2 separate regions of the Homo sapiens genome follow, and region 1 is linked to region 2. A link is a contact called in ENCODE Hi-C or POLR2A ChIA-PET data. All regions are on one chromosome and are shown on one strand. Each heading gives the region's core, a stretch centred on a gene start or an enhancer-like site at or near the end of the contact. The rest is flanking DNA. Distances are from core to core; before and after follow the strand shown.

The links. Hi-C counts contacts between places; a loop is a spot of excess contacts on that map. ChIA-PET counts read pairs that join two places held with the same protein, here RNA polymerase II (POLR2A). Pooled maps may share reads with other maps.
Region 1: a pooled map shows a loop between it and region 2 (1.9-fold over the local background). The contact joins two enhancer-like sites. A Hi-C loop is called at or near these places in 1 of 168 maps with a recorded cell type or tissue (A673), 1 of 37 single-sample maps with no recorded cell type and 1 of 50 pooled maps. POLR2A ChIA-PET finds 5 or more read pairs at or near these places in 2 of 52 experiments (Caco-2 and OCI-LY7).

The regions. Positions count from the first base shown.
Region 1 is chr22:35,568,044-35,573,224 of GRCh38, forward strand. No RefSeq gene overlaps it. Among named protein-coding and RNA genes, the nearest start is that of RASD2, 30 kb to the left of the region's middle. Within about 2 kb of position 1,493, at least 5 of the 41 ENCODE cell types and tissues checked have a DNase peak (open chromatin) inside an H3K27ac peak, as active enhancers do.
Region 2 is chr22:35,461,538-35,467,146 of GRCh38, forward strand. No RefSeq gene overlaps it. Among named protein-coding and RNA genes, the nearest start is that of MCM5, 64 kb to the left of the region's middle. Within about 2 kb of position 3,814, at least 3 of the 41 ENCODE cell types and tissues checked have a DNase peak (open chromatin) inside an H3K27ac peak, as active enhancers do.

The DNA.
Region 1 (5,181 bases), core at 243-2,742, 100 kb after region 2:
CACTGAACAGGCGGCAGCCCCGCCCCCACTGAGCCCTCAGAGGATGGGAAAGCAATCTTTAGGATGACAGCAGTTAGCGGGTACCTCTCCGTGGTCCCTCTCCACCAATTAGGGCGGTGGATAAGCAGCTGTACCCTGAAGTTAGACCACCCAGGATTCAAATCCCGGCTCTGCCACCTGGGTAACTATGGGCAAGTGACTTGATAGCTGCCTGCCTCAGTCTCCCCAACTGTGAAATAGGGATAATAATACTATCCTCTTCATAGGACTCTTTTGAGGATTACCTGAGTTCATTAAGGGAAGTCCTTACTACAGAATCCGGCACATTGCTCTCATTTTTTACAGCCCAATAGTCATAGATCATGAGACGGTCTCAGTCCCCAGGCTAGAAGGGCTATGCCAGGCCCCCAGTCTCTCCACTGCCCAGGGCGGTGTTTCTGAGGCTTGACCTGGAGGATTTTTAGTCACCCCAATGTCCAGTGCACCCTCCATCTGTGCACCAGGATCTCTGAGGGTGGGACCCAGGCATCTCTTTTTGGAAAACTTTGCAGGTAGTTTCAATGCTTAACCAAAGTTAAGAACAATGGAAATCTGTCAGCTTTTGTGCCTGTAAGGTTTATTTGGCCTGAGTCGTGAGACCCCATGGAGCTCCTGCAGCCTGTGTGGAATCAGGGGAGGGAGGAGTGGACACAAACAATATTTGCACAGTACTAGGCACCCTTTGTGTGCTCATTCATTCATTCATTCCACACAAGCACTTATGCACTTACAATGTGCCCATGCTGTGCCGATAGCCAGGAATGAGACAGAGGGGCCCCGCCCCATGGCACTTACTGACCCGTAGGGGAGGCAGACATTTATGGTTTATCACACAAACACGCTGGCAATGATAAGAACCACACAGAGCAGCTGAAGTGGTCAGGTGGCTTCCCATTCCAGGTGAGATCTGGAGGTTGCGGGGCAGTTAGCAAGTGGGAGAGAGCTGCATGCGGGGAAGGTGGGAGGCGTTGCAGGAAAGGTGAGGGAGACACAGCTGAGCTGTGGTGCTGGCCAGCTGGGGCCTTGCGCCTTATCCGGGCACTGTGACGGCCACTAACAGGTTTTAAGTACCGGAATGACATGATCGGATTTGTAATTTAACTAGATCCTTCTGACTGCTGTTGGGGGAACAGACTGTCAACCTCACAACAGCACTGTCAGCTGAGTATTAGACAAATGATGAACCTGGGCCCAGGGAGCTGAGTCACTCATCAGAGACGTGTGGCTAGCAAGCAACAGAGGCCAGGCCCATCCCAGGCCCCTGCTCTCAGATCTGGGTTCTTTGCACCCCCTCCCCTGGCTGTGTCCATCTCTCTCTCTGCTCCCCGTTTCGTCCCCATTATCTCAGGATCGACTCCAAACTCCCTGTGAGACAATACGATCATCCACATTGGATGACAGCCTTTCTCAAAGCCTCTGTGAGCACAAGTCTTCATTCTTTAGGGATCACTCTGATTTTGAGAAGCAGCCAAAGGCTTTCCAAGCCAAACTTGGCAGGATAAGGTAGGTGATTATATTAGTCACCTATTGCTATGTCACAAATTGCCCCAAAACTTAGTGGCTTAAAACAACAATAAACCTTAATTCTTTCACACATTTCTGTGTGTCAGGAATTGGGAGCAGCTGAGCTGCATAGTCTAGTTCTGGTCTCTCCTCTTTCCCAATGCCTCAGTTTCCCCAATTATAAACCAAGGTGCTTGAACCGGACCCTAATATCCCTCTTAACCTTGGTGCTTCCAGAAAAGGTTTGATTCTCCCACTCTTGCCAATTCCTCTTCCTCCTTAGGCGGTGGGCCCAGGCTCACAGAGAACTGCAGGTCATTAGCCAAACTTTTTTTTTCTTCCACAAAGAGCTTCGGCCTATAGCTGGGCGCTTTCTACCTACCTGCTGCAAAGGGCCGGAGGTGAAACCCTGAACCTGAGATGAGGTCAGAGCAAAAACCCAAAATGTCATCCCCCAAGACTCCTGAGCTGTGGCGGGGTGCACTGAGAATGGGTTGCAGACTTCCTTGTGGTCCGCTGCGGGGCCACTAACTGCTCTGAAGTGTCTTTGCCCTGAGTTCTCTGAAACACTGAGCACCTAAGGGAGAGCAGGCACGCGGCAGATGGGTGACAGCAGCCAGGCACACCTGCCGCACTCCGATCCCTCCTGGCTAGGGGCTAGGCATCTTGGAACGCTTACGAACGGGGTCTTCAGCTCTGCAGCCCCCAATCTCAAGACAGCTGGCTCTGTTCTGCCCATCAGGTCCTGAACCCGGAGGCAGGACCTGAAATACCCCAAGGCAGGGACTCACATCCACTGACCTGCTGTGTATCTGGGATTAACTGGAGTCTGGAAGACAACGGGGAGCCTCCAGCTCACCCCCAAAATGAAAGACAGCTCCTGGGGAGCTTATCATTTAGTAGGACAGATGGATAGTTGCCAAATAACCACGCAGGTAAAGGGACCATCACAAGTCTAGCAAGGGCTATGAGGAGCACAGTGGAGCTGGCTGTTAGTGGAGGGCCCCTGGCGAGGCCTCCTGGGGAAGGGATGGTTCAGCTGAGCTTACATCACAGGCAAAAATAAAATAGGGAAAAGAATATCCACCCTCCAAGGGCCCATTTAACTTAGCAAGGGAGAAATGGGGCAGGGAGATTAATGGAAAGAAGGAATTTGGTGGCCGTGCAGCAGGGTCCTGAGCGTCAGCGGCCCGTCATCCCAGTGTTCCTGGGAGGCCAGCACTGGGAGGCACTGGCATCCCAGCCAGCAGCCAGGGTCAGGATTCTAGCCAAAGAGACCTGTCAGGGCCTTGGCACCACCTTGGAGGGACTGCACCGTTCCGCTATCCATTGCTCCTGGAAGTGGCATTACCCTGCCTCCTGGCTGGTGCCGGCCCCTCTGAGCCTCAGCCTTGCTGCTGCTTCCCTGGCTGCATCAGATGCAAGTGGAACAGCAACAGGCCGGCACCCCCAGGGCTGTGTTCGGCCCCTCCGAGAGTCTGCCCTCTGTGGAGTGGAGTCCGGCTAGGACCGTCTTGGCCGCATGCTGAAAGCAGCCCCCAACCCCTCTGACCTACCAGCAACCCACCCACCAGCACGTGGTTGCAGCCTGCTTCTTGGGTCTCCCTGTTCTTGGTGCTTCACCCACCCAAGGCAGGTCATATCTCTCCCGGAGCCAGACCTTCCAAAGGCTTCCCACTTCACCCAAACAAACCCAAGATCCTTCCCCAGGCCTCCGAGGCACCGGCACATCTCTGGCCTCATCTGCTACTCCTCAACCCAGACCTCCTTGCTGTGCCTCCAACTCACAGGTACAGGCAGCCACAGGGCCTTGGTACCTGCTTTCCCCAATGACTTTTCTTCCAAATACACACGCGGCTTCATCTGTCACTTCCTCCACATCTCTGCTTAAATCCCGTCTATTCAAAGAGGGCTTCTTAGCTACTCCATCCAAAATAACCCCTCGGGCACTCTTTACTCCCCCTCTCTGCTTTTCTTCTTTATAGCATCTATTGCATTATATATATATATGAAATAAAAATTTTATTTATTATTTGTGTCTCCCCTAGAATGTAAATCTCAAAGCTCAGAACACTGGTTTTGTTCACTGCTATATGCCCAGTGCCGGCCAGATGCGGTGGCTCACGCCTGTAATCCCAGCACTTTGGGAGACCAAGGCGGGCAGATCATCTGAGGTCAGGAGTTCGAGACCAGCTTGGTGAACATGGTGAAACCCTGTCTCTACTAAAAATACAAAAATTAGCCAGGCATGGTGGTCCACATCTGTAATCCCAGCTACCCGAGAGGCTGAGGCAGGAGAATCACTTGAACCCAGGAGGTGGAGTTTGCAGTGAGCCGAGATCATGCCACTGCACTCCAGCCTGGGCAACAGAGCGAGACTCAGTCTCAAAAATAAATAAATAAATAAATAACCCCAGTGTCTATAGCATGGCCTGACGTATAGGAGGCCCTCAGAAAATATTTGTTGAATGAACAAATGAATCAAGCACAAATTAGGTTGTCAAAATACAGAATGGATGGGGGAGAATGCTATGATTGCCAAAATTGTGCCGAGTTGTTGGGTGGCAAATGTTTGTTGAATGACTATATGAATATATATTGACTGGGGGTGCCATAGGAAGAGTGCTCCTGCTGGGTACATGTCCCAGCTCTGCCACTGATGAGATAGGCCTGTCATAGGCCTATTCATGCCTATCTCCTTTTGAGGTCTTGATCTTCATCTGTGTAATATGAGAGAATTGTGTTAATATCAGGTCATTTTTTTTTCCATTTTTTAAAGCAGCTTTGAGGTGAAAACACACATGGCAACCCAATGGATAAAGCGGAGGTGGTGGTGTTGAAGGCAGGAATCTTAGAACCCTGTCCATTTGGACTCCTTTCTTTCCCTCCTCCCCTGTGCCCCAAGGTGGTTGGAAAGGCCCCTTCTGAGAACGGTTGAACTCCCCTGGACTCACAGTTCCCTAAATCCTGGTAGTAAATTGCATCTTTGTTTAGCAACTATTCATCACCAGCTCTGTCAGTTGATGTTGACTTGACTGCGTGACTTTATTTTCCCCCAAAATGTGGGCCCGTGTGACAACGTGATGGATTCCAGTGGAGGCTTTAAGAGGCGTTGCAAGTTCCTCCTACCACCTTGCACTCCTGCCCTGGGCCCTGGGATGAGAGACACGTGGACCAGGCCTGACTCTGGCCACAGCCCGCACTAGAGCTTGTGGCAGCAGTTCCCCCTGCCACTGGCACACAACCTGAGGAAGAAATAAAGATTTATTGCTGCAAGAAACTGAGATTGAGGTTGTTTCTTATGCAGCATAACCTGGTGAAAACGAGTACGAGCCCCTCTAGCTTTGCTGTGCCTGCAGCTTAAGTCTGGAGGGGGCTGTTGGCATTATTCACAGAGTATAGGAACCCAAATTTGGAATTTCTTTTGTCAAATTTTCAGCTGTTTCCTTAGCTTGTGATCTTCCCCTTAAAATACTTCTCCACCTTACCTTAATCAGAGATCTCAAACTGGTGGTTCCTGGCTACTTGTAACTCGAAGTCATGCCTTGTTGGGCTCCAATTAATTAATTAATTAATTCAACTTACTATCTGCCTATCCACTTACACGTGAATACAGATGATTGCACAATTGTAGTTTTC
Region 2 (5,609 bases), core at 2,564-5,063:
AGCCTCCCATGCAGCTAGGATCACAGGCATGCACCACCACAGCCGGCTAATTTTTGTATTTTTAGTAGAGACGGGGTTTTGTTATGTTGCTCAGGCTGGTCTCAAACTCCTCGGCTCAAGAGATCCACCCGCCTTGGCCTCCCAAAGTGCTGGGATTACAGGCAACAGCCAACCACACCTGGCCTGAAAATACTTCTATCAAGGACTTCCTGCCAATCTTGGGAGTGAGTTGAGCTGAATTTAATCCCATTTGCTTATTCTTATTCTTATTATTTTTTGAGATGGAGTCTCGCTGTATCACCCAGGCTGGAGTGCAGTGGTGAGATCTCGGCTCACTGCAGCCTCCACCTCCTGGATTCAAGTGATTCTCCTGCCTCAGCCTCCCGAGTACTGGGGACTACAGGCATGTGCCACCACACTCGGCTAATTTTTGTATTTTTTACTAGAGATGGGGTTTTGCCATGTTGGCCAGGCTGGTCTCGAACTCTTGACCTCAAGTGATCCACCCGCCTTGGCCTCCCAAAGTACTGGGATTACAAGCATGAGCCACTGTACCCGGCCCCATTTGCTTCTGATTATAAACATTCAAATTTACTCTTTGGATAGGTCATACGTGCAGATGGAACAAAATTCAATTCACAAGGCCCAAGGGTATCCAGAGAAACATCTTCCTCCTTCCCACACTGCCCGCCTCGGGCCCTGGCCACTGGCTGCTCTCCCCAGAGACCGTCCATGGGACTAGTTCTTTGGGTCTCCTGGTAGAGTTCCTGTCTTACCCACGTGTACATACTTAGACCAGAGCCTCCCAATTCTGGCTGCACACGAGAATCTCCTGGGGAGTTTTACAAAGTCCTGATATCAAGGCCCTACTCCACATCAATGGAACCAGAGTCTGTGGGGGCAGGCCCAGGCACTGGGCCACGCCGAAGCCTCCTGGCAGTTCGGATGTGCAGGCACACACACATCTGCCTGCACCCAAGCTCAGTGAGGAAGAAGGGAGGACAGAGGATGGGCAGCCCTGCCTGGGTACCAGACCCTCTCACATGCTCTTGTTTGCTTCTCGTGACATTCCTGCCAGACGGCATCATTGTCACCCCCCATTTCACAGGCAAGGAAGATGAGACTCAGGGGCCACACAACTGCCAGGGTCCCCCAGCCAGGAGTGAGGCCTGGAATCTGAGCCCAGGCCAGCTGCTTCTGACGTCTTCCTTCCTCGGGGCCATGCTGGTGGGAGGATAATAATAAAACCGACCCACAAAGATGTTGTGAGACTGAGATGTGCTAATGGAGAGGAAGGGCTTTGAAAGTCAGCCAAGTGGAGCTCTTACCCACGCGCAGGCTCATTAAAGTCCTGAGAGGGACACAGGGAGCGGGTGATTGCCCTATTTGCCTCTCCTTTGATCAAGTCCCCCTGTCTGCCTTCAGCTTCTGTTTTGCCTCCCTCTCCTGCCCTCCTTCCCTTCTCCTCCACCTACTACTTTCTCTGCCTTCCCAGCCCTTTGTTCTGGGCTGTCCTGCCCCCACCACCAACCCCTACCCCCAGTTTCTCCTTCCTTCTATCTTTATCCTTTGTCAGATCTGGTTTTTTAGTTTGCCACTCTGGCCCTGCTTGAGGGGCTCAGGGACTAGCCCACGGATCATAAGAACCAAGGCCTCCAACAGAGGATTTGTAGAGGTGATGTCACAAGTCTGCAGTTCTGAGCAGCAGGTGGAGAGAAGGCAAGTGGTCCCCCTGAGGCCCCAGACCCAGCCTTTCCAGGGCATCATTTACCCTATCCATCCATCCATCCATCCATCCACCCACCATCCATCCATCTACCCACCCATCGACCCACCATCCATCCATCCATCCATCCACCCACCATCCATCCATCGATCTACCCACCCATCCACCCATGATTCATCCATCCACCCATCCACTCATCCATCTATCTACCCACCCATCCACCCACTATCCATCCATCCATCCATCCATCTACCCACCCATCCACCCACCATCCATCCATCCATCCATCCACCCATCCACCTATCTATCCATTTTCCCACTCAGTTATCTATCCACCCACCCATCCACCTATCCATTCACTCATCCATCCATCTACCCATTCATCCACTCATCCATTCATCCATCCATCCACCCATCCACCCATCTATCCATTTGCCCACTCAGTTATCTATCCATCCACCCATCCACCCATCCATTCACTCATCCATCCATCTACCCATTCATCCACTCATCCATCCAGCCATCCATCCATCCATTCATCTGCTCATCCACCCATCCATTCATCCACCCATTCATCTACTTACTTACTCATCCATCCATCCATTCATCTATCCTCACTTTTGCTGTGTGCCAGGCCCTGAAGGCACAGCCATGAATAAGAGAAACACAGGCCCTCTTCTCATCCATCTGGAAGACAACAATTAAATAATTGCTTTAAACAAAATGCTATAGGACAGTGTCCTGCTCCGGTGAAGGTAGCCTTTTGTAATAGTGCTCTAGGTCAAGAAGAAGACAGACTCTATTTTAGCACACCAAGTGGTAGAACAGCAAGTCTGGCTGTCTTTGGGGAAGTCCACCCTGGGACCAGATCTCGGTGCTGGTCTCACCATCTCCCCTTCCCTACCTGCAGTGTCTGAAATCTTCCAGTGCTCTCCTGCCCCAACCCTTTCAACAGCAGAGGAAATAGAGGGACAGACAGAGGACAAAGAAGGGGCTCCAAGAAAGATGCTTGATGGTCATTGCAGAAGGCAAGGCCCAGGGTCTAGCTGTGAGGCCCTGTCCCTTGGTTGGGATCAAGTTGACAAGACAAGAGCAGCTGCCCCATGTGTGGCAGGAAGCTATTGCTGAGACCTGGAAGTTGAGTGATCATTATTTTGGATTCTGGCAGTAGGGAGACCATATTGTTTTGTATTTTGTTCCCACCCTCACACAGTAATGATGATGCCAGTGAGGACAACACTGGTTAACACTTCTGCGGGGGAGGTTTGCCCTGTACCAGGTGCAGTTATGTGCCCTGGATACCTATGACTAATTAGAGGTAGGGCTGCTGCCAGCATCCCTTAAACAGGTGTGGCCCCTGGAGGCACAGGGCTGTGAAGTAACTTCCTAAACTCACTCAGCTGTGGCAAAACCAAGCGAGGCCCTTGTAGCTGGGGTTACACTGGAGAGTCACACTCTTCCACGGACTGCCTCAACTACTCCACTCTGCCAACTCAACTATTAGCAGAATGGTGCCTGGGGTAACAGTGGACCACCAAGGACAGTAAAAGTCTCCAAGCACACTCTTTAGGCAGTGGCATGAGGTAGTGGCAGCTTGCCCTCTTCAGGGGGATAAGAGGATAGTGGCTGAGAGTGGTATCCTGGAGCCAGTCTCCTGGGTTTGAGTCCCAACTCTGCCTTTTACTACCGTGTGACTTTGGGCAACTTACCCTCTCTGTGTGTCATTTTTCTCATCTATAAAATAAGACCACTCACAGTGTTTCCGTCAAGGTTGATGTGAAGATTAATGGGATAATGGCGGTCAGGAGCTTGGCCTCGGTCTTATTTCTGTATCAGCTGGGGGACTGTGGGCAGGTACTCAGCCTTTCTAGACCCCACTTTCCTCTTATCTGGGATGAAAAGAAACCCAGCTGGGACCTCACACATGACAAAGGCTCAGTGAGGTGGAGAGTCCCAAGCAGATGAGAGGGATGTCTGGTTGCAGGGCAAAGGGACTGGGTCCTAGGAGTATTTGGATGCGTGGCTGGGTTGGATGAGGCAATCGACAGTGGACAGGCTGTCCTGGGAAGCCTGCTCCCCAGCTGCCTGGGGTGAATGCCAGGGCCTGCAGCTTTCACAGGGGCCGTGGCTGGGGCCAGCATCCGTGCATTCTGGGGCCTGGTCTTGCTGCCTCTTTGAACACTGGCTTCAGGTGTTCAAATTCCTATGGTTCAGTGTCCTCCCTGCGGTCCTGAGTAGCACTGCAGGGCTGTGGCCAGGAGCCCAGGGCTGGTGTTTGACCTTCTGGGCCTATGAGTGCCGAGGTGGCCAGGGCTCCTCTCGGCCTCCTCAGTGTGTTAGGTCTTTCTCCTTTTATTTTTATTTATTTATTTGAGACAAGGTCTTGCTCTGTTGCCCAGGGTAGAGTGCAGTGGGACCATCGTAGCTCACTGCGACCTTGAACTCCTGGGCTCAAGTGATCCTAGGACTACAGATTCCAGTAGCTGGGCCTACAGACATGTGCCACCACATCTGGCTAGTTTTTTTGTTTGTTTGTTTTTGAGATGGAGTCTCGCTCTGATGTCCAGGCTGGAGTGCAGTGGCGCGATCTCAGCTCACTGCAACCTCCACCTCCCGGGTTCAAGTGATTCTTCTGCCTCAGCCTCCCAAGTAGCTGAGGATTACAGGCGCACACCACCATGCCAGGTTAATTTTTGTATTTTTTGTAGAGATGAGGTTTCACTGTGTTGGCCAGGCTGGTCTCAAACTCCCAACCTCAAGTGATCCATCCATCTCAGCCTCCCAAAGTCATGCCTGGCTAATTTAAAAATATATTTATTTTTATAGGGACAAGTTCTTGCTATGTTTCCCAGGCTGGTCTCAAACTTCTGGGCTCAAGTGATCCTCCTGCCTCGGCTTCCCAAAGTGCTGGGATTACAGGCATGAGCCATCCATCTGGCCGCTCTTTCTTTTTAAATTATTTATTGAAAAAAATTAAAAAATTTTTATGGGTACATAGTAGGTGTATATATTTACTGGGTAGATGAGATATCCATTACCTCAAGCATTTATCCTTTGTGTTACAAACAACCCAATTATACTGTTAGTTATTTTGAAATGTACAATTAAATTATTATTGGCTATAATTACCCTGCTGTGCTATCAAATACTAGATCTTATTCATTCCTTTTTTTCTGAGACAGGGTCTTGTTCTGTCACGTAGGCTGGAGTACAGTGCTGTGATCATGGCTCACTGCAGCCTTGACCTCCTGGGCCCAAGCAATCCTCCCACTTCAGCCTCCCAAGTAGCTGGGACTATAGGTGTGCACCACCATGTCCGGCTAATTTTGTTTATTTTTTACAGAGACAGGGTCTTACTATGTTTCCCAGGCTGGTGTTGAACTCCTGGGTTCACAAATTCCTCCTGCCTCAGCCTCCCAAAGTGTTGCTATTATAGGTGTGAGCCACCATGCCTGGCCTTATTCATTCTTTCTACTATATTTTTGGACCCATTAACCATCCCTACTTTCCCCTGCCCCCCAACTACCCTTCCCAGCGTATAACCATCATTCTACTCTCTATCTCCATGGTTCAATTGTTTTAATTTTTAGCTCCCACAAATAAGTGAGAACATGTGAAGTTCGTCTTTCTGTGCCCGGCTTGCTTCACTTAACATAATGACCTCCAGTTTCATCCATGTTGTTGCAAATGACAGGATTTCATTCTTTTTTTTTTTTTTTTTTTTTGAGACGGAGTCTCCCTCTGTCGCCAGGCTGGAGTGCAGTGGCACGATCTCGGCTCACTGCAACCTCCAACTCCCTGGTTCAAGCGACTCTCCTGCCTCAGCCTCCCAAGTAGCTGGGATTACAGGCGTGCGCCACCATGCCCAGCTAATTTTTGTATT